4 separate regions of the Homo sapiens genome follow, and all the other regions are linked to region 1. A link is a contact called in ENCODE Hi-C or POLR2A ChIA-PET data. All regions are on one chromosome and are shown on one strand. Each heading gives the region's core, a stretch centred on a gene start or an enhancer-like site at or near the end of the contact. The rest is flanking DNA. Distances are from core to core; before and after follow the strand shown.

Evidence for each region. Hi-C counts contacts between places; a loop is a spot of excess contacts on that map. ChIA-PET counts read pairs that join two places held with the same protein, here RNA polymerase II (POLR2A). Pooled maps may share reads with other maps.
Region 2: a loop to region 1 is called in a pooled map, with 2.5 times the contacts of the local background. The contact joins two enhancer-like sites. A Hi-C loop is called at or near these places in 1 of 168 maps with a recorded cell type or tissue (Caki2) and 3 of 50 pooled maps. POLR2A ChIA-PET finds 5 or more read pairs at or near these places in 3 of 52 experiments (GM12878, IMR-90 and activated CD8-positive, alpha-beta memory T cell).
Region 3: a pooled map shows a loop between it and region 1 (2.8-fold over the local background). The contact joins two enhancer-like sites. A Hi-C loop is called at or near these places in 3 of 168 maps with a recorded cell type or tissue (CD8-positive, alpha-beta T cell, endothelial cell of hepatic sinusoid and naive thymus-derived CD4-positive, alpha-beta T cell), 2 of 37 single-sample maps with no recorded cell type and 10 of 50 pooled maps. POLR2A ChIA-PET finds 5 or more read pairs at or near these places in 5 of 52 experiments (CD4-positive, alpha-beta memory T cell, GM10248, activated CD4-positive, alpha-beta memory T cell and 2 more).
Region 4: a loop to region 1 is called in a pooled map, with 3 times the contacts of the local background. The contact joins two enhancer-like sites. A Hi-C loop is called at or near these places in 1 of 168 maps with a recorded cell type or tissue (endothelial cell of hepatic sinusoid), 2 of 37 single-sample maps with no recorded cell type and 4 of 50 pooled maps.

The regions. Positions count from the first base shown.
Region 1 is chr2:42,824,614-42,832,181 of GRCh38, forward strand. It overlaps the pseudogene CHORDC1P1. Among named protein-coding and RNA genes, the nearest start is that of TRI-TAT2-1, 18 kb to the left of the region's middle. Within about 2 kb of position 4,023, at least 7 of the 41 ENCODE cell types and tissues checked have a DNase peak (open chromatin) inside an H3K27ac peak, as active enhancers do.
Region 2 is chr2:43,451,926-43,459,493 of GRCh38, forward strand. All of the region lies in intron 26 of THADA (THADA armadillo repeat containing), which reads right to left. Among named protein-coding and RNA genes, the nearest start is that of THADA, 140 kb to the right of the region's middle. Within about 2 kb of position 4,011, at least 4 of the 41 ENCODE cell types and tissues checked have a DNase peak (open chromatin) inside an H3K27ac peak, as active enhancers do.
Region 3 is chr2:43,421,699-43,429,266 of GRCh38, forward strand. THADA (THADA armadillo repeat containing) reads right to left here. Exons shown (of 38, transcript NM_022065.5): 28 at 6,402-6,533. Among named protein-coding and RNA genes, the nearest start is that of THADA, 170 kb to the right of the region's middle. RefSeq lists enhancers at 4,280-4,359, 4,398-5,597, 4,752-4,841, 4,862-4,921. Within about 2 kb of position 4,938, at least 24 of the 41 ENCODE cell types and tissues checked have a DNase peak (open chromatin) inside an H3K27ac peak, as active enhancers do.
Region 4 is chr2:43,398,207-43,405,774 of GRCh38, forward strand. All of the region lies in intron 28 of THADA (THADA armadillo repeat containing), which reads right to left. Among named protein-coding and RNA genes, the nearest start is that of LINC01126, 170 kb to the left of the region's middle. RefSeq lists enhancers at 3,748-3,997, 4,078-4,267. Within about 2 kb of position 4,590, at least 5 of the 41 ENCODE cell types and tissues checked have a DNase peak (open chromatin) inside an H3K27ac peak, as active enhancers do.

The sequences.
Region 1 (7,568 bases), core at 2,773-5,272:
GAGATGTGGCTGGGACCTTATCTTGACAGATGTCCCTCAGTCCAGGGGGATGGGGCTCTCTCCTGGGATCTAGGGAACACCCCAGTGACTAGACAGTGAACTAATTTTTTTAAAAAAAGAATTAAACTATTTTATTTAACATGTCATAGTCATAAAACAAGTCCATATATTTAGTTTTCTGATATCCTAATGTATTTCCACAAACCTTTTAAGTCTACAATTTTATATAGTTTTCCATCAGGGAGGCAAGATATATGTAATTTCTTTCTTTCTTTTTTTTTTTTTTTTTTTGAGATGGATTCTCGATCTGTCACCCTGGCTGGAGTGCAGTGGCGTGATCTCGGCTCACTGCAACCTCTTCCTCCCAGATTCAAGCAATTCTCCTGCCTCAGCCTCTCGAGTAGCTGGAATTACAGGCACATGCCACCACGCCTGGCTAATTTTTATATTTTTAGTAGAGACGGCGTTTCACCATGTTGGTCAGGATGGTCTCAAACTCCTGACCTCATGATCTGCCCTCCTTGGCCTCCCAAAGTGCTGGGATTACAGGCATGAGCCACTGCGCCCGGCCTATAATTTCTTTCTATATGTAACTAATTAAAGGTTTTTAAGAGGGTTTAATCTCTAAATAATTAACAGTTTAGTCATAACACCATAGAAACACATTTAAATATTCAGGAAAGAGATTTTTAAGATTATTGCTTAGTCTTATAAAATGGTGAATTTTTTTTTTTTTTTTTTAGACAGAATCTTGCTCTGTCACCCAGGCTGGAGTTCAGTGGCGTGATCTCGGCTCACTGCAACCTCTGCCTCCCAGATTCAAGCAATTCTCCTGCCTCAGCCTTCCAAGTAGCTGGGATTACAGGCATGTGCCACCATGCCCAGCTAATTTTTTTGTATTTTTAGTAGAGACGAGGGTTCACCATATTGGCCAGGCTGGTCTCGAACTCCTGACCTTGTGATCCTCCCACCTCGACCTCCCAAAGTGCTGGGATTACAGGCGTGAGCCACCGTGCCCAGCCTAAAATGGTGAATTTTAACCAAATTGATACCTCTGTATTCTTATTTTATGTTTCCTATACTCTTACATCATACTGCTTGGCAAGTAATGTAAGTTTTGACGTAATTTAAAAATTCAATTAGTTGTAAACAAATTCTAATTTGTTAAACAATTTATATATTCCTCTTTACTTACTACACTACCTCAGAATTAATCTTCCTTAAAAAAGTAATCATCCCACATAGAAAAAACTGCAGAGCTTCATCTCTTTCTTAAATATTTTCAAATAATGTAAGAACATAAATCCATGTAAAAACTGATTAAAAATGGACACTTCATCTTCCTTTACTAATTATGGAATAATAGAAAGAAGTAAATATCATGTTCTTAATATTTCTCTGCTTAACAGAGAAATACGAAGAAATACTGCAATTATGGTTATGGGAGATTTTCTAGCTTCTTCAAGTACAGGACACAACTATGGTTCCTACCAGTAAGGAGAAACGAATAATCAATCTTACATAACACAAAAGAAAGGTGAGAGGCACAAAAAGACAAACTGACTTTGGCTTTTAAGAACCTAATGTTAACCCTGAAATGCCCGATTGAGTAACACAACAACAAAACAAAAGATGACAGCAGCAAGTCACCACTTCACACAGTATTAAGAATTCTGAAATACGTAATAGCCTTCCTCCCATGTCCCGCTCAATCTGTTGTGTTGTCTTTTTGTTTTTCCTGCTTTTTGGCTGCAGGCAGTTCAAGGCTTGCCCACTGCATCGGTTCAGCTTTTCTCATAGTGATCTCAATCTTTGTTGCAGTCATAGTTACATAACTTCACTTTACATCAGTCACACCCCATAATTTCACATTTTGATGAAATCCCTTCTCTCCTTCAAATCCAATGTGCACATTTAACAACGTGCTATTTACTTCTACTCGGCTAAGTTCTGGAAGTGAATTTTTAGCATATACTGAAATGGTAACTTCACCTTCAGTCTGATGCCAGTCCTCTCTACGTGGAACATTTTCCCCAGCATCCTTTTTAGCCCATATGTGTTTCCCTGTTGAACAGCCCTCTTGGGCTAAGAATGTATTAAAATCAGAAGTTTTTCTTCTACAACAGCTCCAGTATTTCATCCCCTCATGGAAAATAGGTACTCCAGAATGATACACACAGACTTCTTCTAGACTCTCTAGACCCCGATATGTCTTTGAACACCCTCCATTCTTACATGAGGTCCCAATCTTAATTTCATCAGTCTTGTTGCTCTCTTTTTGTTTTTTTTTTTTTTTTCTGGTGGAGTCTTGCTCTGTTGCCAGGCTGGAGTGCAGTGGTGCAATCTTGGCTCACTGCAACCTCTGCCTCCCAGGTTCAAGCAATTCCCATGCCTCAGCCTCCCAAGTAGCTGGGACTACAGGTGTGCACCACCACGCCCGGCTAATATTTTGTATTTTTAATAGAGACGGGGTTTCACCATGTTGGCCAGGATGGTCTTGATCTTCTGACCTTGTGATCCGCCCGCCTCGGCCTCCCAAAGTGATGGGATTACAGGCGTGAGCCACCACGCTTGGCCTCTTCTTCTTTCTTATCTTCTTCATTCCCTGATGACAGTTTAAGTTTATCAGGTGAGGCAGATATTTTTAATTCCAAATTTGTCATTGGTGCATCTGGGCTTGGCCTTTTGATTGCTTCTACTGGCTTCGGGGCTTGAATGATGTGTTCCTGAAATTTGGGTTTCAATTCAGATAGTTCTTTCTTCTCAGTAGTCTTTACTTCAGGTTTGACTGGCTCATGTGGCTTCTCACTATTATGTCTACCTTTTGTACAGCCTACAATGCTTAAGAAATCAGAAAAATCAATTGTTCTTCTCTTATATCAAGACCAATCCTTAATGCATCGTGAAAGACTGGAACACCTGGGTGGCATATGCAAGCATCATCGGAATTGATCTCAGGATCGAAGCGCTGACCGCAGCCCCGGTTGTAGCACAGCAAGGCCATTTTCTTTTCCCACCGTCACAGGCAAGGCCCAAACACCGGGAACGGCAAGAGGGTGCATTTGCCACTCCCGTGTCGCTAGCACCGGCCTTGACAGTGGACTATTACAAGGATTTCTGTGGGCCCGCTCTGAGCCGCCGTTTCTGGCCGTGCAGACGGACTTCTACCACACGGTGGCGCTGCGGCTCTGCCATAGAAGGCTCCTCTCGGTCCAGGAGACAGGCAGGGCCGGCCACAGGACCAGCCTCCGACAGCGATTTCATCCGCACCCTGCGGGGCAACGTGGGGGCCTATCCGTAGCTTTCAGCGTTTCCTGGACCCTACCAGGACAAGAATCGCGGGGAGAGGTGCGAAGAAGGTCTGGAGAGGAGGAGGCTTGGGACAATGCAGAGTCCTGGAAGTGAGGCTGACCGCTGACCGCTGTCAGGAGGGACATGGACCGCTGCCGGGGAATCATGGGATTTCCCACCGGCCCAGTCATCTCCCACGTCGGGAAAAGGGAAGAGCTGCTTCCCCATGGCGTGTGCGCGTGGGAAGGGTCTCGGGCAGAGAAGAGGCACTTTTTCTGTCCTCCAGGCTGTTTCCGCCAAATGAAGACCTGGGCTGGAAGAGCCAGGAACAAAGAGGAGAGTCGAGTGCTGAGCACCCAGCGGGAGAGGATGCAGCCCGGTCATCTCACACCTGCTGACCACACAACATCGTCTGCGAGTTCCCCCCACCTACTTCGCCTGCAGCTGCCATTTGGGAAGATGACTCTTGCCTCTTTCACCGTCTGTTTTTTAGATTAGGACTCACGGGCCTAGGGCAGGAGTCAGCTCTTCCAGATCTTTATCGAAAAGTAACATCACACTTGTGCCCAGGGGTTCGAGACCAGCCTGGGCAACAGGACAAACCCCCTTCTCTACAAAAAAACCCACAAAATCTGTGTGGAAGGTGTGTGAACCCTTGGGAAACAGAGTTGCTGTACACGTGTATCAGGCCCTGAGCCAGCTGCAGGGTGGGCATTACTGCTTGGTGCCCTCCGCCCTCACTCTTCCTCCCTGGATGTTGAGGATGGCCCCGTAAACCTTGTTCATAGGGGTCCCTCGTTTTCTGAGACACCTCATCTGAGCACTGACGAGGGGACACAACTCTTGGCTGGGAAGCAGGAGACTGAGCATTGCCTTCAAGCCATCCCCACACATGTGACCTCAGTCAGCATTCTGCCCTTTCATGGGTGTCAGTTGTCTCGTCCATAAAATGGGATGATGTTCTTGTTCCAGCCGGCATACTGGATGACTAAATGAGGGAACAGGTAAGAAGCTGCATTGGAAAAAGGTACCATTCAGCTGCAAGACATCCTTGTGCAGTTCCCCCAGGGCTAATGGGGTTTGGTTGCCCACCTTTGCTGTGTCTCTTCGTGGCGCCAGCAGGTGGCAGCATTGCCTTTGCATGTGCCGGCTCCACCTCTGGCCTCTCCCAGACATGCAGCGTGTAGGGCAGGGGACCATTCTTCACCCAATTCATTTCAGGGGTCATGGGAAGGAGGGATCTGAAATGCCCTGAATGGGAAGGGCCTGGAAAGAAAATGAAAATCTCATTCCTCCCCTCAAAGAAACACAGATAAGCCAGGAGAGCAGGATCTGGTGCATGAGCCCAAGAGGGCTAATGTGACCACTTAGGCTGAAGGGGGACCTTACCTCTCTCTGCCACAACGGTGTCCCCCACCACCTGGAGGAGGGAACTGGGGATCCAGAAGGCTTGGGTCCTTGTCTTTGGTTGGAAAAGTCAGCCAGCATTGCAGTGGGGCAGCAGGAATTCCTCTATTTTTGTGTGTGCAACAGAGTTGAAAACTTAATTCACTCTATAATTTATTTGTGCAAAAAAAAGGTAATTTCCTTATTTATGAGTCTATAATGAATCTGGCCTTTCTTCCAACCCCTGCCTGATGATAAGCGAGAAAAACAATGAAATTTTCAACTTGATTTGAACATCCTGGGGCCAGAGAGTTTAGCCGGTCTTGTTAAGTGATCTTATTAATTTCTCTTGGATAAAATGCTTAGTTCTCAGACTGCTTTGCCCAGCTTCTCCCACTGTGGTGCTGTTGGGGTTTTGTAGACAGTCAAGGGCAGCTTGTGTGGCATCTGGTAGGAGGCATGAGTTGGGATCCTGGGGTGTGGTGTCCTCTAGACCCAGCAAGGTCCCCTGTCCCTCCTGGCCACTGATCATACTAGAAGCTGAGTTTATGAAACTCATGGTCCAGTCCCTCCTGATCTGACTAGAGCCCATGTGGCGCCCCTGGCTGGCCAGCCCTCCTGCACCTGGGCCCCTCCTCCCCACCAAGTCTCCTAGCTGTGCCACCATGGCCCCAGTAGGGCTGCTGGCTCACAGGAATGGAAGTTGGCTTTGAAAGCTGAACTTTAGTGGTGCCTCTCCCTTACCGGGGAGCCCTGGTGCTGGAGGCAGAGGCCGAGTTGGTTTGCAGCTGCCTGGGATGCCACTTCTTCCCAGAGTTCCAATGTGAGTTGGGGACAAGGGCTTCTTTCTCTCAGGGAGGGGTGAGTGGGCCAGTGCTTGGCTCTGCTTGTTATCCTTCTAATCCCCTTCGTACCATCCCCTGGGCAGGAAGGAGGGGACCAACACTCTTCCTCTTCTTGCTCAGTCATCCATTACATAAAATTCCAGGGCCACACCCAAGGAGAGGGATGAGGGAATCCAGGAAACATGCTCTCAAAAGAATAGCCTGCTTTAGAAGACTTTTGATCTGCAGCATAATCCTATTTTGCATGTCAAATACCAAACATTACCACATTTTTTCTTCTGTGCATTCTGTCTATATCAAACATTAATCCTGGTCTCTCTTTAAGCAGAGATGCATGCCTCAGGCCAATGAAGATGAAGATCATGTACCCATCAAGGCAAAAGAGAAAAGCACTGCACTCCAACCCGGGCAACAGAATTATTATTATTATTTTTTAAGAGATAGGATATCATTCTATTGCTCAGGCTGGAGTACAGTCGTGCGATCATAGCTCACTGTAATCTTGAACACGTGGACTCAAGTGCTCCTCCTACCTCAGCCTCTAGGTAGCTGGGACTAGGGGTGTGTGCCACCACACCTGGCTAATTTTTCTATTTTTTTTTCAATAGATGGGGTCTTGCTGTGCTGCCCAGGCTGGTCTTGAACTCCTGAGCTCAAGCAATCCCCTTGCCTCAGCTTCCCAAAGTATGGGGATTACAGGCGTGAGCCATTGTGCCTGGCCCAAAATTTTTCAAATATCATCCTTTTAAGCTTCAAATGTTACCAACATTGGCGAATGCAACCAGAGGAGACATAACACATAAAACATGGGGGGTTTATCCACAAGGAGAATTCACTATCTTGCTGGTGTTAGGATCTGTCCTTCCAGGGAGGATACGCCATGAGTCAGAAGTAGATGCCACTCAGCAAAAAAAAAAGAAAAAAGAAAAAAAAAATCACACCCCTATGTAAAGATGGCGTGGCCCAGTTGGAACCCCTGCAGAGCTCAAGGACTCTCAAAAGGAGGCTCTTAGCCTGGGGCCAAGGCAAGACCAATTCATAGGATGAAAGGAAGGCTGTGATTGGTGGGCTCTTGTCCAGGCTCCTCATTTGTCCTTTCCTACTGGAGGAAATGTGACATGGGCAATTCAAGCCAATAGGGAACCTGGGGAAGGGGCTGGTGGTGGGTTTCATTCACTGCTTTCCCTCACGTGACTCCCTCAGGAAGGGGGTCTTACTGGGCAGGGCTGAGGCAGATGGCCACACTTACAGGTACTCACTGGCACATGTGGCTGGATGTGGGGGTGGGGTGGGGTAAATAACCATAGCTACCTCATGTAGTTGTTGCAAGGATGAAATTACTTAATCCTTTCTTTTTGAGACGAAGTCAGGCTCTGTCACCCAGGCTGGAGTGCAGTGGCACGATCTCAGCTCACTGCAACCTCCGCCTCCCTGGTTCAAGCAATTCTCCTGCCTTAGCTTCCCAAGTAGCGAGGATTATAGATGCCTGCCACCATGCCCGGCTAATTTTTGTATTTTTAGTAGAGACAGGGTTTCGCCGTGTTGGCCAGGCTGGTCTCGAACTCCTGACCTCAAGTGATCCGTCTGAGAGACAGGACTAGCTGGATTTCCTAGGCCGACTAAGACTCCCTAAGCCTAGCTGGGAAGGTGACCGCGTCCACTTTTAAACGCGGGGCTTGCAACTTAGCTCACACTGACCAATCAGGTAGTAAAGATAACTCACTAAAAAGCTAATTAGGCAAAAACAAGAGGTAAAGAAATAGCCAATCATCTGTCTCCTGAGAGCACAGCAGGAGGGACAGTGATCGGGATGTAAACCCAGGCATGCGAGCCGTCAACATCTACCCTCTTTGGGTCCCCTCCCTTTGTATGGGAGCTCTGTTTTCACTCTATTAAATCTTGCAACAGCACTCTCTTCTGGTCTGTGTTTGTTACGGCTGGAGCTGAGCTTTCGCTCGCCGTCCACCACTGCTGTTTGCCGCCATGGCAGACCCGCCGCTGACTTCCATCCCTCCAGACACAGGGTGTCCGCTGTGCTCCTGATCC
Region 2 (7,568 bases), core at 2,761-5,260, 630 kb after region 1:
GTGAAACCCTGTCTCTACTAAAAATACAAAAATTAGCCGGGCGTGATGGCGCATACCTGTAGTCCCAGCTACTCGGGAGGCTGAGGCAGGAGAACCACTTGAACCCAGGAGGTAGAGGTTGCAGTGAGCTGAGATAGCACCACTGCACTCCAGCCTTGGTGACAGAGCGAGACTCCATCTCAGAAAGAAAGAAAGAAAAAAGAAATTGCCCAACAATTCCTCTTTCATTCATTAAAAGTGAATAGACTAATTTAGCATAAGGTCCAATATTCTCAAATAATTTTTTTTTGTTTCTATCATTTTGTTCAGCTAACACTTTTAACTAAGATTAATATTAATATGCCAACTCATATTGTTCAAGTGAGGGGGTGGTGCCAATAGTCCCATATTTCAAGGAACATAATAAAACTAGAAGTATTTTCAAATGACTGTACTCATTTCCTTTTACAGATGAGAAAACTGATACCCAAGGAAATGAAGTGAGTCTCCCAACATCAAAATACAGCTTGGAGGTAAATACAGAACTAGAATCCAATTATCTTATTTCCCAATCTAGTCATTAGACATTCCAAGGTTTCTATTTTACAAGTAATCTAACTACTGCTGTGCCAGGCATCTTCTTAACAAGCAGAGGACACACTGTGACCCAGACAGGCCAGTTTCCAAAGAAGTTCATGTGTCCCCATGGTTTGGTTGTATGGCAGTCTCTCCACTGCTGTCAATCAGCCTGGTCAGGTTAGATTAAGGTTCCTCACCTGAGCTTCTACTCCGACACACTGAGTCAGGCCCACCCACTGAATTTATGGGAGTAGATGAACAGGCAAACTGCCAGCTAAACTGATCTTTTAAAATCTAATCATCTGCTGTTACAAAGCATTTTTGGAGATCACTGGACCACAGATAATTCCATTGGGTCCAATAAGTCTCCTGTCTCTCCTGTATTCAAATTAAGAGACTCTTCCTAATATACTAGAATATCCCTTACTACCCTCCACCCACCCCCAAAAAAACATCTAACTCCCGTGCAAATCAAACCAGAAAAGAGTGTGTGTATTTGTTCTTATTCAGGCTAAATGCTTCACTTTTCCCCAGTGAACCGATGCTTTTTGTAAGTCTGTGAACACTCAGGCTGAGACTTATTTACAAGAAAAATAAACAAACAAACAAAAAACCCAAGTAGTCACCAGGCAAATGTTACACTCCCAATTAAGACACAATGCTGTCTATAGGTATGATGTGATGTCTGGTATACACATATTTTCCCAAATTCACAATTAGAAGAAATAAGACTCAGGATACAAGGTGTGATTTTCCTCAGCTGCAGAAGTATGGAAAAGAGTCCCTTAAGAAGTGGACATCCATCTCAGACTGCAGGAATTAGTCTTCCTTCTGAAGAACTGCCTGGAAGTACTCAAATAATAGGATAATTTTCAACAGATTGGCTGGATTTCCAGACGGAGAGGGAAAGCCAGCATTTGGTAGAGTTGTGAAAAGAACATTTTGGACATCTTAGCCATTTGTTTTTTTGAGAGCTAGAAAACTAATCTGGAATAAGTATAACTCATTATTGCTATTATTATTAAAAACTCTAACCTCTGGCTCCTGGGGCTGGCAGCAGTAAGTAGGTTGGTTTCTGTATACATGCAAATGAAATTTATTAAGTTAGATATTCCAAGATGAGAGTCCTGTTTTTGGTTTTCTCACAAACGCTGGTTTTTTAAAGTACTCTGAAGTTAGTAGACTGCCACCTCTTGCAGACCCTGGAAAGGAATTTGCTTGGCCCCAAGAGCAGCCTGTACATTGAAATTACACAGAGTCAGACTTTCAACATAGCTGGGAGTCATTCCCTTACATATGTGTTTCCGCTTAATAGCCAGACCCAAAATCGTTTAAAGACTGAAGCTGTGTTTGCTACTTCAACTATATTTCTTATAGCACCCAGCAGAGGAGAACAACATAGCATGCACTTTCTACATTTTGTTTTTAAGAGACAGTGTCTTGCTCTGTCACCCAGGCTGGAGTGCAGTAAAGCAGTCATGGCTCACCGGGCTCAAGTGATCCTTCTGGCTCAACCTTCCAAGTAGCTAGGACTACAGGCATGCACTACCATGCTTGGCTAATTATTATAGAGACAGGGTCTCGCTATATTGCCCAAACTGGTCTCAAACTTCTGGCCTCAAACAATCCTCCTGCCTTGGCCTGCCAACTTTTTTCTTTTAAATAAATGAAGAAATAAATCAAGTCTCTTTTCTTCCCTTTAGTTATATTCTATTAATTGCAATTAATATGCACTCATTAAAACAAACAAGCAATATACAAATAAGTAAGTAGAAGGAGAAATTCCACTTTGTCCATTCTAGACCTTTTCTATGCACATATAAAAACATTAAATTAGCCAGGTTCAGTGGCTCATGCCTGTAATCCCAACACTTTGGGAGGCTGAGGTGGGAGAATTGCTTGAGTCCAAGAGTTCAAGACCAGCCTGGGCAACATGGTGAAAACCCATCTCTACAAAAAAATACAAAAATCAGCCAGGTGTGTTGGTGTGAGCCTGTAGTCCCAGCTACTTGGATGGCTGAGGTGGGAACATCTCTTGAGCCCAAGAGGTCGAGGCTGCAGTGAGCCAAGATCACAACACTGCACCCCAGCTTCAGTGACAGAAGGAGACCCTGTCTAAACACACACACACACACACACACACACACTAAATTACACATACATGGTTATGTTAAACAATATTGTTTGGCAACTAACTTTTAAAAAATACTTAGGTGCTGTATTCATGTATGTCCTGGAAAGAAAGAGAAAGATATTTTCCTTGTCCTTAATTTAAAAGAAAACTTTTAAAATAAAAGTACACTCTATTTTAGCTCCAAGTGTGATTAACAGTTAAGTTAAATACGAATAAGAAGCAAATCATATGCCCTCAGAATTTTGAAGGCAATGCTCCATTAACTTCTAAGTCCACTGTCATTTTGATTCCTAATTCTCTGTATATGAGCTGTTTTTTTTTTCTCTCACTTCACAAAATTTTGGAAATGACGAGTCTTGGGGTGAATCATTTTTCATTCACTGTACTAGGACTCATGTTCTTTAGTTCTACATGTTCTTAAGCTACTTGATAATTTTCTGCCCTCACTTTGCTCTGCTCTCCTTTCTGAACTTCTGTAAGTTGAATGTTCAACTGCCTGATAATCCTCTAATCTTATTTTTTCTCTCCCATGTTCCATCTCCCTCTCTCTAGGTCAATCTCTGGCAGTGTCCTTTTACTGTCTTCCCTAGTATGTACTGAAATTTTTACTTGGGCTATCATATTTTTTAATTTTCTAAAGCTCCTTCTTATTCACAGATTGCTCTTAATTTCATCTCACCTCCCTGAGAGTGTAACTTACTTTTTTTCCATCTGTTCCCTATATTACAGTATACCTGCTTCTACGGAATTCCCGTTTTTAAAAAATCTCTATTTTTCTTTCTATTGTTGATTATAAATTTTAGGTGGCAGCTGTTTCTTGGTATGCCTGTAGTACTTCTGTCCGTCATACAAACACACTTTCTCTCTTGCATAAGCACGTGCTCTCGCTCTCTCTCTCTCTCACACACACACACACACACACACAAACACACACAACAATGCAAAGAGTAATTCTGTCAGTTAAAAACAGGAGCATATTAAATGCTATAATGTGTAAAACAAGGGTTAGAGAGCAGGCTAACAAGAAGACACAAGAGAAGCCTATCCTGAATAAGCAGTATTGCAGAAAGGCATTTATGCAAAGGATAGGTTAGGTTCTGGCTTATACTCATCCAAACACGCTTTCCACTATGTAAATCTGAAAAACATCAATTCTAAATGCAGAATTAAAAGATTTTTCTCTTCTTCTCAATTCAGCTATGACTAAGGAAACAGAGACACAATAGTTACTAAGGAGGCAGGAAATCCTTCCAGCTAACCAACTTTTACATTCTGTTCCTTATGGTCAAAACGTTGACCACACTGTGGTAGCTCTTTTTGACTTTATGACCTTATTACTAAGACCATCAATTATATTCACTGTTATTTGTGCAGACGAACTGCTCGATTGCCAAAAGACTACGCTACAGTGCTATTTAACCTTTCCCAACAGAGACTCATTGAAACTCATTTGGTAAAATGTTTTACCTAACCTTGCAAAGATACTTCCTAGTAAATATTTGAGGTATATAAATACCTCCAAGTAGTCTTAAAAATGTGCAAAACTCATCATTGTTAAGGCAAATACTCATCTAAATTATAAAATCACATTAAAAGTTTAAAAAAAGTCATGCATTCAGACAAAGGTAATATTCCACATAAACTAAGGCAGTTCAAATACTATTTATCTGACTACATTCAGCCTACTTCCAATGGCAATTAAAAAATAATAATATGCACAGCATTTCATTTTAGAAAAGGCTGCTACTACATCATGGAATAGAATGTGAAACCATGTTCCACAGATTATTTATTCTGTGGTGGGGTGGGAATGAGGAAATGCAAAGTAGAGAAAGAGCAAAGGTCTAGAACCAGCCTGACCAGAGGAATACCACACAGTGGCAGTGTAACCTTGGGTGATTCATTCAACCTTGCTAAATAATTTTACATTTTCTTTTCTTTTCTTTTTTTTTTTAAGCAGAGTCTCGCTCTGTCACTACATTTTGTTTTCTATAAAATGGGAATAATAGTGCCTACTTAGTGGAATTACTTGAGAAATGAGATAATGCATCAACAAATCACAAATCTAACTTTGTACCTTCTGAACAAATTACACACACATTGTTCTTTTGTCTTGGCTCTTGCCACCAAGTCCTCTTCCTTTCCCTCAGCACTTTAAAGATGAGATGAAAGGAATAGAGAGGAAATTAGTATAAATTACAATTAAGTTCAACACACTCAAGATACTAAGATACTAAGAGTACACCAGAGAACATAACTCACTTTCAAACTTACAATGCAAATAGCTTTTAAAAATACACAAAGTACAGGCATTGAAAGCATGAATAAAATTTAGGTCTGGCATAAAAAATTTTACACAGCATTCTGAATACATTAACACCTATACTTTGAAGGAATCAAACACTAAATTTTATATACGTGTGTGTGTGTGCACACACGTGCCAAAGGCCAGGAAGACAGCTATGAAGTGGGATAGAATGTTCCACATCGGTAGAAAAAACGTATTTAGGATATCTACACACACACACACACACACACACACACACACACACACACACACACACACATGCACAGTGAGTGAGGTGATTAAAGGAGATGAAAATGGCGGTATACACAATGCTACTCTCACTCTCCTACTCACACATAATAAGATACCAATATTTGGTTTTGATGTGCCCATTCTAGTAGTAAAAGTAGACACTTCTGTGAACATATACACAAAGAGGTGCAGATGCTTCAATAACAAGTTTATTTGCTTCTTGGAAAAGGAAACCGTATTTCTCATAATTATTTGTAATTACAACAGACTTACTAGTAGTTGAGTCTCTACTAAAATAATTTAAAGTCAATCTTAACAGTTTTCCAAAAACACCTTCAAATTTGCCAGGAAACAAGGAGCCTAGAAAAATGACTGATACAAAGACTAAATAAAAACAATGAATTGAAGGAACAGTTACTGATAGTTTTCATATGTAAATTCTGGCATTCCATCTTATTTTTAATTAATTCCATTAAACTGGTGTTTCATAGGTCAGAGGATTTTATGACTATACACCAAAAATGTTATTTAAAATTCAGTTATAGGGAACCGCCCACAAATATTTTCTAACACTTTTTTCTTTTGTCCAATTCAAATTGTTTTTGCTTCACTTTTTTCTCCTTTAAGTCCAATTTCATTCTTTTTATTCACTTCCACTTCCTGTCTTTGCCCTTCAACAAGGAGTACTCCATTATAAAGTCTATTCCATTCTTTCTGGAATCTACATAGCACCAAACTAATCTGCACATACACTGAGGATGAGAAAGGAAAAAAAAAATCCCAGGTGATAGGGGATATCCTTACATACACACACAGTCTCACTGTCCTCTACCTCTCGACAAAAAACAAAACAAAACAAAACAAACACAACCATAAATAGAATGGCCAAGGCTTATTTATGGAAAGGAAAAAGGGTAGCACAGGATAACATGAAAATACTGCCAAAGAAGCCTTCATCTCCTCTGGCCTAATTTAAATAGGGTTACTCAAGTTCATGGATTGGTAATGGATGATGTTGCAAGATAAGATAAATCAAAGAGTCATCACTAAAATATTATTTTATTCTAAGGACAGTCTGCGTCGTATGTTTTGACCTAAAAGATATGACTCACAGGGAGCCCAGGATTCCTTTTCCTTTCTTCCCTGAAATGTGAGCAAAAGCAAAAAGGGGTGAAGGTGCCATATACCAAGAGTCCAATGCCACCTGAATGATGATTTCATTGTGCTATTCATCAGATATGTAACTTGGGGAAGTCACCTAACTTCTGAGCCTCAGTTTCCTCATCTATTAAATGGGGATAACTATACCTAACCAAATTAACTTCCTCACATGGTTACCATTAGGATCAAATGAGATAAGAGATCTGCAAGTACTTTGAAATCACCAAGTTCTGCTGATTCGACCGCCTATCTCTCAATTCTATTCACTTTTTTCAACCCCTACTGTCACTATCCTAATTCTGATCACCAACATTTTCATCCTAGCCTACATCTCCGGTTTACAAATATCAGACCACATGCCAGTGCCCATTCATGAAGAAAATGAAAACAACCAAAACAACAACAAAAAACCCCACAGTGCAATGCCGTAAATTCTGCATAAAGCTAAGGTATTCTATTTAAATATCTAATATTAATTTGAGATTCCTAAAGGGGGATGTATATATGTGGTTATGTATGTGAAAATGTCCTTTAATTTATGAAATGATTCTGACATGTAATATGCTTTTTAATGTACTTATTTAACAAAATTAAAGGGTTGATAACTGTATTATGTTGATCTTCAAAATAAAAAAAAAATTTTGCTGGTTCACAAAACAGAAAAGTCTAGGTACCACTTGTCTTGTCTACATTATTCTAACAAACAAAATTATTCAAACAAACAGATCTCTCAGTCTTGAGCACAACTTTCCAATCCAGCCACATCAGCCAAAATGATCATACTAAAGCAAATCCTGTTATACCTGTGTTTAAGATACTTTCTTTGCTCCCATGTCCTTGAGTTAGCTGACAAGGTCCCCAGCTCACTTCAGGCTGCCCTCTCTGTACCCTGTGCATTTTCATCCTGACTTTTGCACGGGAGCAGTCACCCTCACCTCCACTCCTCTTTCCCAAATAAATATTGCACATCCTTCCTCTCACCCATTATCTTTCTTGCTCTAGGATGTCTTCCTTGACTCCCCCAATCCCAGATTATATGCATTTCCCATGTGCTTTTATAAGTGTTTACATCCCTTGTTGTAGACCTTCTTTCATACATTTGATTAATACTTACTGAGCTTCTGCTATGTCAGGCACTGCTCTAGGTGTTGAAGATAAAACACTGAATGAGGCAAA
Region 3 (7,568 bases), core at 3,688-6,187, 600 kb after region 1:
AGGTAATTAAATTAATAAAGAATGCTTTTCAGACATAACATCTCATAGGCCAAAAATATGTTTTCAGAACTATCCAGAACACAGTTACAGAAGTTACTTAAATGCTAAATTTTAGTAGATTAATTCCTGGAGGGTGCCATTTAAGAGCAAACCACTGTGACTTTTTGGGCCATGCCAAGAATGGCATCCCAACTTCTTTTCTTTGAGAGATCGAAGGACCCATAAACAAAAATGTACAAATATTGTCACAGGATTAGAGGCAGGTTGATCATTTCATTCACTGAACATTCAGAATCCACAGCTGAGTTGTTCACCTATTCTGAAATAAGGCATGCCAAACAGATACCTTGATGATATCCAGTCCAACCTCAGGTGCGCTGCAGATATATGCTCAACATGTGATCAGTTTTCCTTGAAAACTTAACACTTTTGCTGATGGGCAAACTCAGTATTATGGAAATATGTTCTTTTCCTTGATAGAGAATACTAATTTTCACAAAATTCTTCTTTAAATTAAAAGCTGAAATCTATCTTCCATTTTCCCATTGGGAGCAAAAAAGAGAAATTATGCGCCTTCTACCATATGGCAGTCTCTCAAGTATATAAAGACCATTATCATGTTGCCACTAAGTCTTCTCCAGTCTAACTGTTTCCAGATGTTTGGTTTCCTCCTCATCTTGGTCACCTCCCCTCGACAGATACTAGTTCTTCAGTGACCTTCCTAAAATGGGGAGCCCAGAACAGAATAATAAGGAGAATAATGTGGGTTTAGGCTAACCAACAGAGTTCAGGGGGACTACAGCCTCCACTATCTGGAAGCAGCAACAGTGTCATGCTGCTTTCTCATGGTTCACCAGGATATCTCATTCACCAAGATATTTTTTCCCCCACAAAAACTGCTATGAAGCCAGATAGCCCTCATTTTGTATGTATATAATTTTGACTTTTCTTTAAAAAATCAGAATGATATATATCTCTATTAAATGTTATCTTGATAGTCTCATCCCATCAATCCAGTCTTTCAAGGCTTTTTTGGGGGACAGGGTCTCGCTCTGTCACCTAGGCTGCAGTGCAGTGGCCCAATCACAGCTCACTTGAGCTGCCTTGACCTCCTGGGCTCAAGCAATCCTCCCACCGCAGCCTCCCAAGTAGCTGGGACTACAGGCGCAAATCACCAAGTCTGGCTAATTTTTAAAATTTTTTGTAGAGACAGGTTCTCCTTATGTTGCCCAGGCTGGTCCAGGCTATTTCGAATCTTACTTTTAAATGATGAACTGCATCAGACATACAAAATGATGACAACAACGAAAAGAATCTAGAGAATAGGATGACATTCAAGCATTTGCCCAATGCCCAATTTAAGAACACATCACAAATAAAATTGTAGCTTCTAGTACATGGCTCCTCAATTTCACCCCTTTCCTCCCCATTCAGAGGTAATGGTCTTATGCCTGAATTTGTGTTTGTCAGTCCTATGCTTGAAGGTTATTTTGAATCTTAATTTGCTCACAAATTTGATAAGCATGCAATCTAGCTTGCCTTCATTTTTTTTATGGCTACTTTTAGCCATTAACAGCATAATCATAAAGCATCATGCTATAAAGTTGCAAGAGATTCTTTCCCTATCTCCTCAAAAGAATTTTCACTTGGACTTTCCAGCATTTGAAGCTATGTCACCAGCATCAGTCTTTTGACTTCATATACCTACCAAATAAGTAGCTTTACTTTCTTTCTTTCTTTTTTTTTTTTTTTGAGACGGAGTCTTGCTCTGTCACTCAGGCTGGAGTGCAGTGGCACAATCTCTGCTCACTGCAAGCTCTGCCTCCTGGGTTCACACCATTCTCCTGCCTTAGCCTCTCGAGTAGCTGGGACTACAGGCGCCTGCCACTATGCCCGGCTAATTTTTTGTATTTTTGGTAGAGACGAGGTTTCACCGTGTTAGCCAGGATGGTCTCGATCTCCTGACTTGGTGATCCGCCCGCCTCGGCCTCTGAGACCTGATTCGTCTAAGCTCTCCTGGGCCTTTGTTCAGGATTCTATGGTCCTAGGTTTGAGGCATATGTGGTTACCTAGAGCTCTTTGACTGGAACTTGAAACTTGCTTGTGAAAGGGAACTCAGAGATGTATGCCCAGGGACTTTTTGGCCTCTGAAAAGACTTTCTAGTCTCTAGAAAGCCCAGAGAAGCAGGCCCTGGTGAGCTGCATTCAGAGAGCCAGTCAAGGTTCTTTTTAAAGCATGAATTATTCTGCTTTGTGGTACCTGAACTGAAGAATGAATTAATGGTCTTAAATTGAAAGCATCACATTCACATGGTAAAGGGCTTTGTATCTGGATGCAGCACAACATCAGAACATAAAATACACTGGATTTTTTAAAAGTTGTATACAAGATGTTGGGATTGACATTATAAGTTCTGTCCCAAGAGGATGCAACAATCATAATGGCATATATGTTTAGGTATACTCTTAAACATGGGATAAAGGAGTAAAACTACATATAATACTTATAAATACCTTACAGAGAGGAAGGAAATAGCAGGTAAGTACACATAAATCAAAGGGAAACAAAAAGCTCTTGTTGGCGCTTTTAATCTTCTTCTCATTGTGCAATTCACTTTTAGCAGTCAGAGCAACCTTTGCACTACTCCCACAAACTGAAATTTTTTTCTTTGGCCAAACTCATAGTATCCATGAGCCTGATGAAAACCCTTCCAAGTACATAAATTACCCTTAACAACGGTACAAAAATAAAACACTGCTGACCCACTGTGCATACACCCATCCATCTTTTTAGCTATTACCCCAAGTCAAAACAGCCCACTCTTTACCACAATCAGAACCACAAGCACTGCCTGGAATGACAGGTTTTATGATCAGCCTTCCACTTTCTTCATGAATAATATTCTCAGAGGTCATCTAAATCAAATGCATACAGTTTTATCACATTCACTGCTTTTTAAAAATCTGTTTATAGTTCACCTCGCCAGTGAACATTTTGGGGTAGCATGGGTTTTCCCTGTGGTAGGCTGATGAAACCCCAAACTAACTAAATCTAGGGCCTTCCACTTTACCACAGAAGGTGGCCAAGAAAGAAGAGCCAGGCTTCTACTGTATCTGGCCACAAACCAGTCCTATAACCCCAGGCGATTGTCACCATGTGCCACACATGGTTAACCAATCCAATCAGTCACTTTTCCTACAGGAAAAGCAAAATAAGGAACAGATCCCACCATTGGTAGAGACATTACGTCTATATCCAGAAGACAGCCTGTACTCAGATACAGCAGCTGTGGATATAGGCTCCTCATCTCTCTCAGTTGCATACATTTCAGACCCTATAGGTCCATTCCGTGTAGCTAAGTTACTGGCTACTCAAAAGGCAACCAAAAAACAAGGTTATTTTGGTATAACAGAAAGAGTACATCTAACACCCTTGACAAGCCCTGCACTCTTGGGTTCAAATTCTAGCTCTGTAACTGCCTTGCTCTCTGAACCTCAATTTCCTCAACGGGCAAATGAGGGTGATAACACCTCTTCTCAGAGTCACTGTAAGTAAAATGACCAGTTCAATACTTGGCAGAAAGACGGGGCTCAACAAAGGTTGGTCTACTTCCTACTGACTTCTCTGCTCAGAACACTTTCTTTCTTGTTTTCTGCATTCCTGGGTCAAAATCTACTTCTTAATAAATTCCTTAAACTGCCTAACCAATTTTAATAAGCTACTACTGTCTAGCTTGTTAAAATTGTATGTGTGTGTGTGTGTGTGTGTGTGTGTGTGTGTGTGTGTGTGATGGTATTAAATTTAATATCCCAAGTTTAATTTTGCTACTCAAAATGTGATCTACAGACCAGCAGCAGTGGCATTATCTGGAAGACCATTTGGAAGTCGGACTCTCAGGCCTCACCTCAGATTTACTGAAATCAGAATTTATATGATAGCCAAGTGATATGTTTACATCTTAAAGTTTTAGAAACACTGTTCTATAACACACATGGACAGTCAATAAGTCAGAGCCTAGGCTCTGTACTTAAGGAATCAAGGGTGGTGCTTCTGCTTACAGGACATTTTGCTTACAGTGACTCTCAGAAGATGTGTTATCACCCTCATTTGCAAGTTGAGGAAATTGAGGTTCAGAGAGCAAGCAAGGCAGTTACAGAGCTACAATTTGAACCCAAGAGTGCAGGGCTTGTCAAGAGTGATAGATGTGCTCTTTCTGTTACACCAAAATAACCTTGTATTTTGGTTGGTGGCACTTCTGCTGTTGGTGATGTTCTATGAATCTACTTCATAAAGCACCTTACTTACTGGAAGAAAGCAACTACAACCGCAGCATTTTCTTTCACTGGAAGAACAGACTGATTGCAAACTTCTTACTTTGTATTTTTAGAGGTTAACAAATGATGCCCTAAGTACACTGGCTTCAAAGCAATATTTAAATTTTCTATATTAATGCAATCTTTGTTTTATATAATGGATACTTTGAATATAATGAGTAGTATCAGCATTCTGATTATATGTAAACTAAGCAACATTTTGGAAAGGTACTTTCAGGTACCACTGAAAGGTACTTTCAATGTAGTAATTTATTATTTCTAGGATGCAATGAACAACAGACTGAGTAGTAAAAAGCTTCCACAAATTCAATGTTCTTAAGACAGAGCACAGGTTCTAAAGCAAATCTCTGTTTCTAATGTAAACTGCAATTCTGTGCACATGCCTTTCCTCCTTGCATCAACTTTCTGAAAACATTTCTTAGTTCTTTCCACTTATTCATGAAAGAACAATTTTTAAGGCCCCTGAAAGTAAAATTTACCACCCAAATTCCTAAAATGAATCACCAAATGCCAGATGAAGGAGACTGGTAACTTTGTATATCAGGAAACAAAAACCAGTCTGCCTGAGTCATCTCTGTGATCAAAGATAACACAGCCACAGCCAAGGCTTGGCGCAAACAAATAGCTCTGCAAGCGCATGCCAGAACCTCATGTTTAATGGTTTTCTCACATTAAAATGCATAAGTCAGCTCTGTGAAACAAGGAAGTGAAACCTAGGACACTACATACATAAGAAATACTCTCTTGAGTTTGGTTTCTTACCCTTCTGCTCCAAATCCACTTCAATTTTTGGTAGAAACACAAAAATGAAGGTACTGTTTTGTCAAGAGCTAAGCAGAAAGGTAATAGCTAACTAATATGATAGGCTTCTGAAAGGTTTCATGAGAAAATTTTAATACTTCTTGGAGGCCTACATATTTAGGCCTTTGATCCAAAATGAACAAAGTAATCAGAAGACGGCAAATGCCTGAAAAGATGTAACACAAGAAGTGGTAATAGGCTCTAAAAGAAGAGAACCCTGTTATATTATTTCATGAATACTCTATATTCATGGCTTTTTTCAGGTACTACAAACGTAAAAGAGAAGACGAGTGGGAATTCATGCCACATGGCATTACCATTTACATGCCACCCATTGCACCGGCTCGCAGACTCTTCCAGAGTGAAGAGGCAGATGTCCTGACATCCTCTCGAACCCGTGGACAGAAGATACATACCAGAACCAAGCCTGCTCCGTGCTAGCCAGGCTCAACACAGGAATAACGCAAACATGGGGCTATGTCTTTCAAAAGGAGTATCTCCTATCAACACCATCCACCTGCCTTGGAGCAGACAGGGCTCAAAGAAAACATTACTTACACAGGTTCTAATGAGATCCTGTACCCACAATATAAGCACCTTACTCTGAAACACTGGGGGCAATGGCAGGAAAACCCAGGCCTCTGCTTTCACAAGACCCCTCCCAAAGTTTGTGTGTGTGTGTGTGTGTGTGTGTGTGTGTGTATACAAGTTATATATATATACACGCACACACACAATAGTTATATACAAAAGTTTTACATATAATATATATAATAGTTATATATATAATAGTTTTTAATATATACAATAGGTTTACATATATAAAAAAATATATAATATGGCCGGGCGCGGTGGCTCATGCCTGTAATCCCAGCACTTTGGGAGAATGAGGTGGGCGGATCACAAGGTCAGGAGATCGAGACCATTCTGGCTAACACAGTGAAACCCCATCTCTACTAAAAATACAAAAAATTATCCAGGCGTGGTGGCGGGTGCCTGTAGCCCCAGCTACTCCGGAGGCTGAGGCAGAAGAATGGCGTGAACCTGGGAGGGGGAGCTTGCAGTGAGCCGAGATCGCGCCACTGCACTCCAACCCAGGCGACAGAGCGAGACTCCGTCTCAAAAAACAAACAAACAAACAAATAATATATATATATAAAATATATATGATATATATAAAATAGTTTCTGAAATAAGAAGAAGATAAAATATTCCCGTAAAACTCCCACGCCAACCTAGACAATTTCTACACAGCATGACACTACCTCATAATGAAGGGAACAAAAGGTCCCATGCTGAGAGCAGAAGAAGTACCATCCATCGGGGAAGCGTAGAGTCTCTCCAACACCAAAAGTAAGAGAAACATGCTTGGATGACGATTTGGTTCTCCCATATCACTGAAACAACAATTATTACACATGAAAGATTTCACATTTAGGTAGTGAAGCACTCCTCCTTCAAACATTTTTCTCATGAAATAATTATGTATATGGCCGGGTGCGGTGACTAATGCCTGTAATCCCAGCACTTTGGGAGGCCGAGGCGGATGGATCACGTGAGGTCAGGAGTTCAAGACCAGCCTGGCCAATACAGTAAAACCTCATCTCTACTAATACAAAAAACTAGCCGATGTGGTGGCGCATGCCTGTAATTCCAGCTACTCGGGAGGCTGAGGTGGGAGAATCACTTGAACCTAGGAGGCGGAGGTTGCAGTGAGCCAAGATCACGCCACTGCACTCCAGCCTGGGTGACACAGTGAGACTCCATTTCAAAAACAAAATTATGTATATGAAGTGAGACTCCACAATCAAGGGGATAGTTTTCCTTTTTTCTTTTTTTTTTCTACGTTCACTTCTTATCTCCCAAATGTGCATCATAAGAAAAAACTACTAGCAAAACAGGGAAATGGGCTTTCGTACAGGATCCTCTTCTCAAAGCTTATCATTTACATAATTAGAGTACGCTATTTTGATTAGAACTGTTCCTACAGTAGAGACGTGCCTGTTCCACAGTATGAAATGTGAAACTTTCAACATCCAAATGTATTTAAGAAAGCATGAATAGTCACTAAAGGCCAGAAAAGCACATTAGCATAAACTACTAATGTGAGCAAATGCATCATAACCAGAAGTAAAATTCATTACTTTTATTTTCTAATTATAAACAATTAGTGTACATTCATACCAAGTGCAAAATTATAGGAAAAATACAAAAGACATGCTTTATGATGTCCATACTAAAAATTCCACTACCAGCTTCAGAATGTGTGTGTGTTTTTTTTTTCTTTTTTTGAGACGGAGTATTTTTCTGTCACCCAAGCTGGAGTGCAGTGGCAAGATCTCAGCTCACTGCAACCTCTGCCTCCTGGGTTCAAGTGATTCTCCTACCTCAGCCTCCCAAGTAGCTGGGATCACAGGTGCGCACCACCAGCC
Region 4 (7,568 bases), core at 3,340-5,839, 570 kb after region 1:
ACATTCTATCTAGCATGGCCTGGAACATCCAGGGGTTAGGGGGAGACAGGAGCTGCTCCTTATCCCAAATGATGTTTTGTATCTGCACTAGTTCTACAGGTGACTTTGCTTTGGTTAAAAACATTGCTAGCATCTATAATTCTTTATCATGGAGATTAAATGTAGACAGGCTTGGGAATAAGACAATAAACAGGTAGTAGCAAAAAACAACTTACTTGTTAACTATTTATTGGGTATTTATGATAAGCAAAAGCACCATGATAAGTGCCATAAAAAATAAGACAGTCACCATTGTCTTTGAAGAGCCCATACTTTGGTTGGCCAGAGGAAAAGTACATTTGAAAAAATGACCAAAAGTACGAGACAGTATAGGAAAAGTGAGAAGCAAGTGACCTTGACATTATGACTATAGAAACTCAGAAGAAGGATGGAACTCAGGAAAGCAAGCATGATTCAAGTAGGCCAAGAAAGATCTGAAGCCATTTCAACCAGGGGCAAAGTGGTATAAAGCAAGGCTAAAAATACTCAAGGTCTAGGTAGATGTGTTTGAATAACGCAGAGGTTCATGAATAACAGTAGAAGTTAAGGCTGAGAAGTGGGTCAGGCCATACTGGGGAGTGCTACGAATAGCATAGTACATGGTCTGAACTTACTGTTAAGAGAACAAGAGATGGACCTTCAAATCACCAAATCCTTGACTCTGGGCTGACTCATACCCAAAGAGCGGGAATAAAAGCCAGTTCTTAAATAGTGAAAGTCCTGGACAAGTTATTTTGAGATTCTAGAAAGGTCATTGTAAAGGCAGGTCATCTAAAGGCCTCTCAACTTCACAAACAATCAGAAACTTAAAGGCCATAACCATTTTGCTGAAACTGTGCACTTTAAAGCCTTCACAGATAGGAGATTGATTGAGAGGAAAGTCCAATATGCTAAGTACCAGCTTAACTAAGTTCTTTACTAGAACGCTCAAGACTTCATGATTTTTCATCCAATTAAAAAGGTAACTCAACTTACAGAAATATCTTAGATCACAAGAATAGGGAAGGTCAGAAGACGGTAGACTCTGTAGGGGAAAAGAGATGGCCTCTTGACTGTTTTCAAAACTAATCTGTGTTTACAAAGGAATTACTTGGTAAGAATTAGGCCATTAGGGCTACATGGCCATGTTGGCTCAGTAAGTAGAGGGACAGGGCCCTACAATAGCAATGTTTCTAACACCCTAGAGGTTATCACCAACATTTATTCTAATATGCCAACAGAAATACAGATACAATTTCTGTACAAATAGAATAGCCTGAGCAGAATTTCATCATGGTGTTGGGGGAGGCAGGGGAAGAGGAAAAAGAAGTATGGGGTGTTTAAAAAAAATGTGTCTTTTTCCCCCAAGACAGTTACGTCTATTGGGTAGGTCCAGCAGCACATAGTTTCAGGATGGAGAAGAGGTCACCTCACATTATCTGTGGGAAAGCAGAGAGCTATGGTTACAGTAGGTAGCTGGACAGTTCCCACAACTCATCCTGGACAGTTCCCAAAACTCATCCATTTTCTCACTTATTCTTTTTAAGTGATTAAATGTTTAATCTGTAATTGGCAAATGCAGAAAAATGTTTGCTTTGGCCTATAGGAAATGGTAAGGGTGGGGGTCGGGGAGAAACTTCATTTGACCAAAAAACAAAAAAACAAAAAAACAAAAAACAACTCTGAAAATGTTTTGAAATTTAATTAGCAAATGACCTCACTTAGTAAGGCAGTCATTTGTTGGAAGCTTCCCCTTCTGTCTGTCCCCGACCTCTCCAACACACACACTTTGTGTTACACTGTGTTTTATGTTACCGAAAGGGCTCTTGTATATAAATGTTTCTTTTCAAATACAAATAACTCTGACATGGTTACAGATGTTTAGTTTCCAATTAGCAGTGACTGTACACTAAAGAATGCCCCTCCTTTTGCTCCTGACTTTTGTAAATGATGATTTCCCAAAGGATTCTGGCATCCATACAAGAGGAAGGATGGAAAGGGGGAAAAGTGCCAGTATTTTCTGCTTTTGGATACCCTGTGTTAGGGTGGTTTCCAAATGCACACAACCAGGTTAAAAAGCAAAACAAAACCTCTCCTCAAAAAAGTAATGCAATTACCAAAAAAGAAGCCAATTCTTGAAGTAATATTTAATTAAGTAACATTCATTATAAAGCAATGGTTAAATATTCTATCGCAAATTCTTTAGGTGGAAAGATTAGATCATAGACAAATTTATATATATATATATATATAAATATATACACTAAGAAAAAAAATTTCTAGGTTACTGTTTTGTCGCCTACTGGCGGCAGGGAGGGGGTCTGATGAGAACATTTAGAATCTAACGGTTAAGAGAATAGAAAATTAGAACACCTGAATTTTCATTCTGCTTTGGACACTGAGTTCTGTGACTTGGACAAGTCACAGTAACCTCTCTGAGTCTCAGTACAGTTAAGAATGGTGGCAATGCTTTCCACCTAGTGGTCTGACATGATGTCTAAGAGAACACTCCAAGAAGGAAGGGCTCCAGAAATTCCAAGTTTTTACAGTGCACTGTGCCAGTGTCCAGTAATAGCATCAGTATACTCCAGAATTACAGGCCTGTGAGTAGCCCCAAAAAGAGAATTAAGACCATGTGGTGAATTCTGTGCTGTTTTAAAAAGGTAAGACAACATGTTGATAATATGAAGGCAAAGAGGGTCTTTTTTTGGCCACTATTAAAAGTGATGAGGAAGAGTCTCAAGCCCTTCTGAAATAAATCGGATAGCCTCTGTCTCTCTAAGTCTCAGTGTCTTCCATAAAATAAAACAAATACACTTAAGGTCTCGAAGGTCATTTCTACTTTTAACATTCCTTGAAAATCAGTTCCTCTAATAGCCCTAAGCTATGTTCTAGGCCTGAATACTAGGTTCTCCACAGAATCTGCAAGGTACACAGACACCAGTGTCTTAAAACCTCTAGCCCTCTCACTTCAATAAACCCTTTCCATGTTCATTTTAATCACTTATTTATTGACTGCCTACCATGTCCTCAATACTGTGTGACATGAGACATGACACTTTTTCTTTTTTTGAGACAGAGTCTCGCTCTGTCACCCAGGCTGGAGTGCAGTGGTGTGATCTCGGCTCACTGCAAGCTCTGCCTCTCAGGTTCACGCCATTCTCCTGCCTCAGCCTCCCGAGTAGCTGGGATTACAGGCGCCTGCCACCACGCCCAGCTAATTTTTTTTATTTGTAGTAGAGACGGCCTTTCACCGTGTTAGCCAGGATGGTCTCGATCTCCTGACCTCGTGATCCACTCGCCTCAGCCTCCCAAAGTGTTGGGATTATAGGCGTGAGCCACCATGCCCAGCTGAGACATGATACATTTTTAATAGGAATACTTGCATCACACAATTGTACAGCACTTGACAGTTGATAAAACACCTGCACACCTGTGATCTCTTTACTATGCAACATTCCTGTAGACAAAAGGGCATTATAAACCTAAATTAACAGAAGAAAAATAAAATGAAGCTCAGAAGGATTCAGTGAAAACTCTGAGGGCTAAGTGTAAGCAATGCTCACGGCAGACTGTGATCCAGAGCTCTCTGGCTACCCAACCTGTAGCTCACACCTGGAAATCAAGGGAGCATAAAAATATCTCCTAGCTAACAAAAACACAAACTGTAATTTACACATATTTGGAAAATTTCTAAATGAGTGGTTTTTTGTTGTTTTTTTTTTTAAAAAAAATTTTAAGGATCATGAAAATATTTCAGAAACTAATGTAAACTATGGACTCTCTCACAAGAGGAATATATTTATGAACATATGCACACAATTTCCCACACAGTTTCAGGTTCGTGACACACATCCAAAACCCTTGTGGGGGGAGTTTCCCAGACCCAGGTGGAGAACCTCCTGCTGCTCCTTTGCATACATCAATGACCACACGATGTGGCTGTCAGGTTTGTGTTCTGCTGCATGTGACACAGCAGTGAAGAACACTGCTCACAGGGAACCACCAGCTTAGAGGCGATATACAGCCTGCTCATCACAAATCGGTGGTACCCATGCAGACATTCACAGCCGAAGAGTGGCACAGAAAAGTGAAGTGGGAGGCAGAGCTGAGACAATTTTCTGCAACAGATGAAGGATCTTCAAATGAGGGTGAAATACACACTTGGACTTAACACTTGAGGAACCAAGAAGAGTTCAGAATGCACTATTCTCAGCAAAAAAAGGACCATTCTGCTGAGATCATGCTAACTTTACCACCTTTAACAGAGTGGGGGCTAAGCTTTTTCTAAGTGTTCTCCTCTCATATCTACTCTCACAATCTGTTCTTTTTTTCTGAAAGGTTTCAAAGGTAAGTGGCTATACATCACCAAAACTGTCTCTGCCCACACACATCCGTAGGGACATCTACTGAGTACCTAGCACAGCACACACTTGGTCAGGTACCAGAGAACTGGAGAGAAAATCACTGCCTAGGCCACAAGCAACCTACAGTCTAGTGTGGAAGACAGAAGAACCAGCCAATGATTCTCAGGCCATGAGAAGTAAACACAAGCTGCTGCTGCTGTGTAAGTGTGACTCCTGTGTGTGGGAGTACTAGTCTAGGTGATCATGCCCAGCTCTGCCTAAGTGGGGAGAGGCGGCGGAGAGGCAGAGAGCGCTTGGGTTTGGCAAGAAAGAAGTCCTTTCCCAGGCCTGTGCCTTTCCCTGTGTGAACCCAAACTGCCCCTCAGGGCACCCAGACAAAAGGAAGGAAACTGAGATTAAGTCACTAGTATGTGCCAGGACTGGCTATGTGCTTTTGATACACTATTTTAATTATTTCATTAATCTTCATTCCAAGGTCAGTGTCATTAACCTTATTTTAAGATGAACAGAGTGAGGTGTCCCAGCATACTTTGGGTCATAAAACTAGCATAAAGCCTGCATTTTAATTAGGGTCTGTCTACCTACAAAATTCAGTCTTTCTAAGACTTTACAACGCAGTTGCCTCAAAATCCCCAGAGCCTTGGAAAAGCCGAATGTTTCCAAACATTCAACCTAATCACACTGAGGTATGAACAACTTAGAGAACCAATCAGTCTCTAATTTGTAGACCGTGAAGCAGAACAACGAAGATGATGCTGATAATAGCTAACATCTCCTGAACACTTATTAAAGACCAGGCTCTATATGTGGTACCTCATTTAAATCTGACAAGCCAGAGTGGCTGAAAGAAACTTTGTAGGCAATGTTGGGGAGGTATTTTTGAACTGAGGGAACTTTAAGGCTCAGTAGCACTGGGCGAGTCCCTGCATGTCACAGGAACCAGAGGCTTCAAAGTCTCCAAATGGCTTCAGGATCCAGCCAATATCCCCTTCCATCCTACCTCATTAACATAATTAACATTCCCCCAGTTCCTCCCCATTTCCTGGCCCACCTCCAGCCCTGATTCTTATTTTTCAGGTGAGGCTATACCATATGCAAAACAGAGGCCCCAAACTTCTGTCAATGATGAAAAGGACCATCCACTTGCTCTAGATGCCCCTACTTAACCAAGCGGTTTGCATCTTCAGAGCTGGTATGAGTTCAAAAAAGCTATGTCTGACCCTGACCCCACACCCCCAACACACCCCCTAAAACCTCTCACTAAAGTTACTCAAGAATGCCAGCCATGCCATTATGGTCTGTTTGTCCTACAGCACAGCTGTCAGCTCCTGGGAAATGGTCATCTACTGACAACCCAAAGTTGAGACAACCCTATTTAATAGGCCATCTCTAAAGGCTGGGTGACACACAGCAGGCTGAAGCTCTGGATTATACTACCTTCAAAAAATCTTTTTTCTATGTATGTTTTGGCAAGCCAACTAGTGCCTTTGCACATTTCAGTTCATTCTCACTAGAGTAATGTCCTTTTACTCTTGTACTTTTACTCCTGTACTCTTGTAATGAAGAGGGGAACTCCTCTTCATCTTCTGAACTATGCTAAGGTATTACATTTTTGTTTAGAGACAGGGTCTCGCTCTGTCACTCAGGCTGGAGTTCAGTGGTTTGATCATAGCTCACTGCAGCCTTGAATTCCTGGGCTCCAGTGATCCTCCCACCTCAGCCTCCTGAATAGCTGGGATTACGGTTGGGTGCCACCAGGCCTAGCTAATTTTCTTTTTCTTTTCTTTTTTTTTTTTTTTTTTAAAGTAGAGACAGGGTCTCATACACCTGGCCTGAAGTGCTCCTCCCACTCTGGCATCCCAGAGTGCTGGGATTATAAGCATGAGCCACCATGCCTGGCCTCTGCTAAGGTACTACCTTTTTTGTGAAACTTTACTGTACCTTCTGTGATCAGAATCAATCACTTCCTTCCCTCTGCCTACTCCAATTGCATATTTAGCTCTCCCATAGCAGCCAGTGCATCTCACTTACCTTCCCCACAGTAGCTCTCAGGCATCATCATGTCTGCTAGACTGAAATGACATTGAGAACAGAAACAGGGTCTTCATAGTTCTTTATCACAGAGCGCATAGGACAGGGACTTAAGAACATGCTCTGGAATCCAGCAGACCTAAGTTTACATCTGAGTTCTGACACTTACTAGTGTGTGACTTTAGATAAGTCAGTAAACCTAGGTTTGTACCTTCTATAAATGGGGAAAAGGAAGAGTGCTCATTTCATAGGGCTGTTGTGAAGTTTAAATGAAATAATGCATGAAAATAAAATGCCTAGAAGACAGGCAGGTGGAATAATTTGAAAATAAAACCTTTATACACATTTACAAATTGTTTTTCTCTAGTGTTCTTTGTCTCAACAACTGGCTGAGGAAACAGAGCCTGGCCTGTACCAAACAGGCTCCAAGTGCTCACAGAGGCCTACCCTCCTCCTTCCCCTCTAAATGAGCTGGAAAGGAGAGGAGGCTTGAGTTTCTCTGGGGCCTATTCACTTGTTTATGTGAAGCCCATTGGCTTTATTCTCCAGGTCCAGGGCCCAAGTCTATTTTCTGTCGACTCTACCGCTATTATACTAAGATTTCTTTTTCCTTTTTAATTCTGTGTGGTTCGTAGTTTCAAATCTTGCCTTCAGGAAAACATATATGTGTGGGTACGTGTGCATGCATAAAAGAGAGAAACCACACACACACACCAAGTTTGTATCCAGTGAGTTGGAAAAAGCAGATATTTCTGCACGACCTGTAAGTATTAAATATGTTTTTGTTATAAATGTGGCATTCCTGAAGCCCTTTTCCACATTCTCAGGTGAGTTCAGTGATGGCCAAGGTTGCCAGATTCTCTACTTGTTCTTCCTATGCCAATATTCCATTCATCAAAGGATCTACCACCACCACCCGAACTAGTTGCTCCTTTTCCTGCAATTCAAACCACTAGCACATAAAAATTGCATTGACTGTAATCTTGCCCTCTGCATAGCTCAGGGATTTCTTTATTCAAATATATTTCTTGGAAGAGTAATGAGTTCGGAGCTTTTAAAGTTTGATTTTTTAAAAATCCTTGGTTTGGGTAGTAAGGAGAAAATAAGAGCTGTAGACAGTAGCTAAGCTAAAAACTGCACATTTCCAGACAC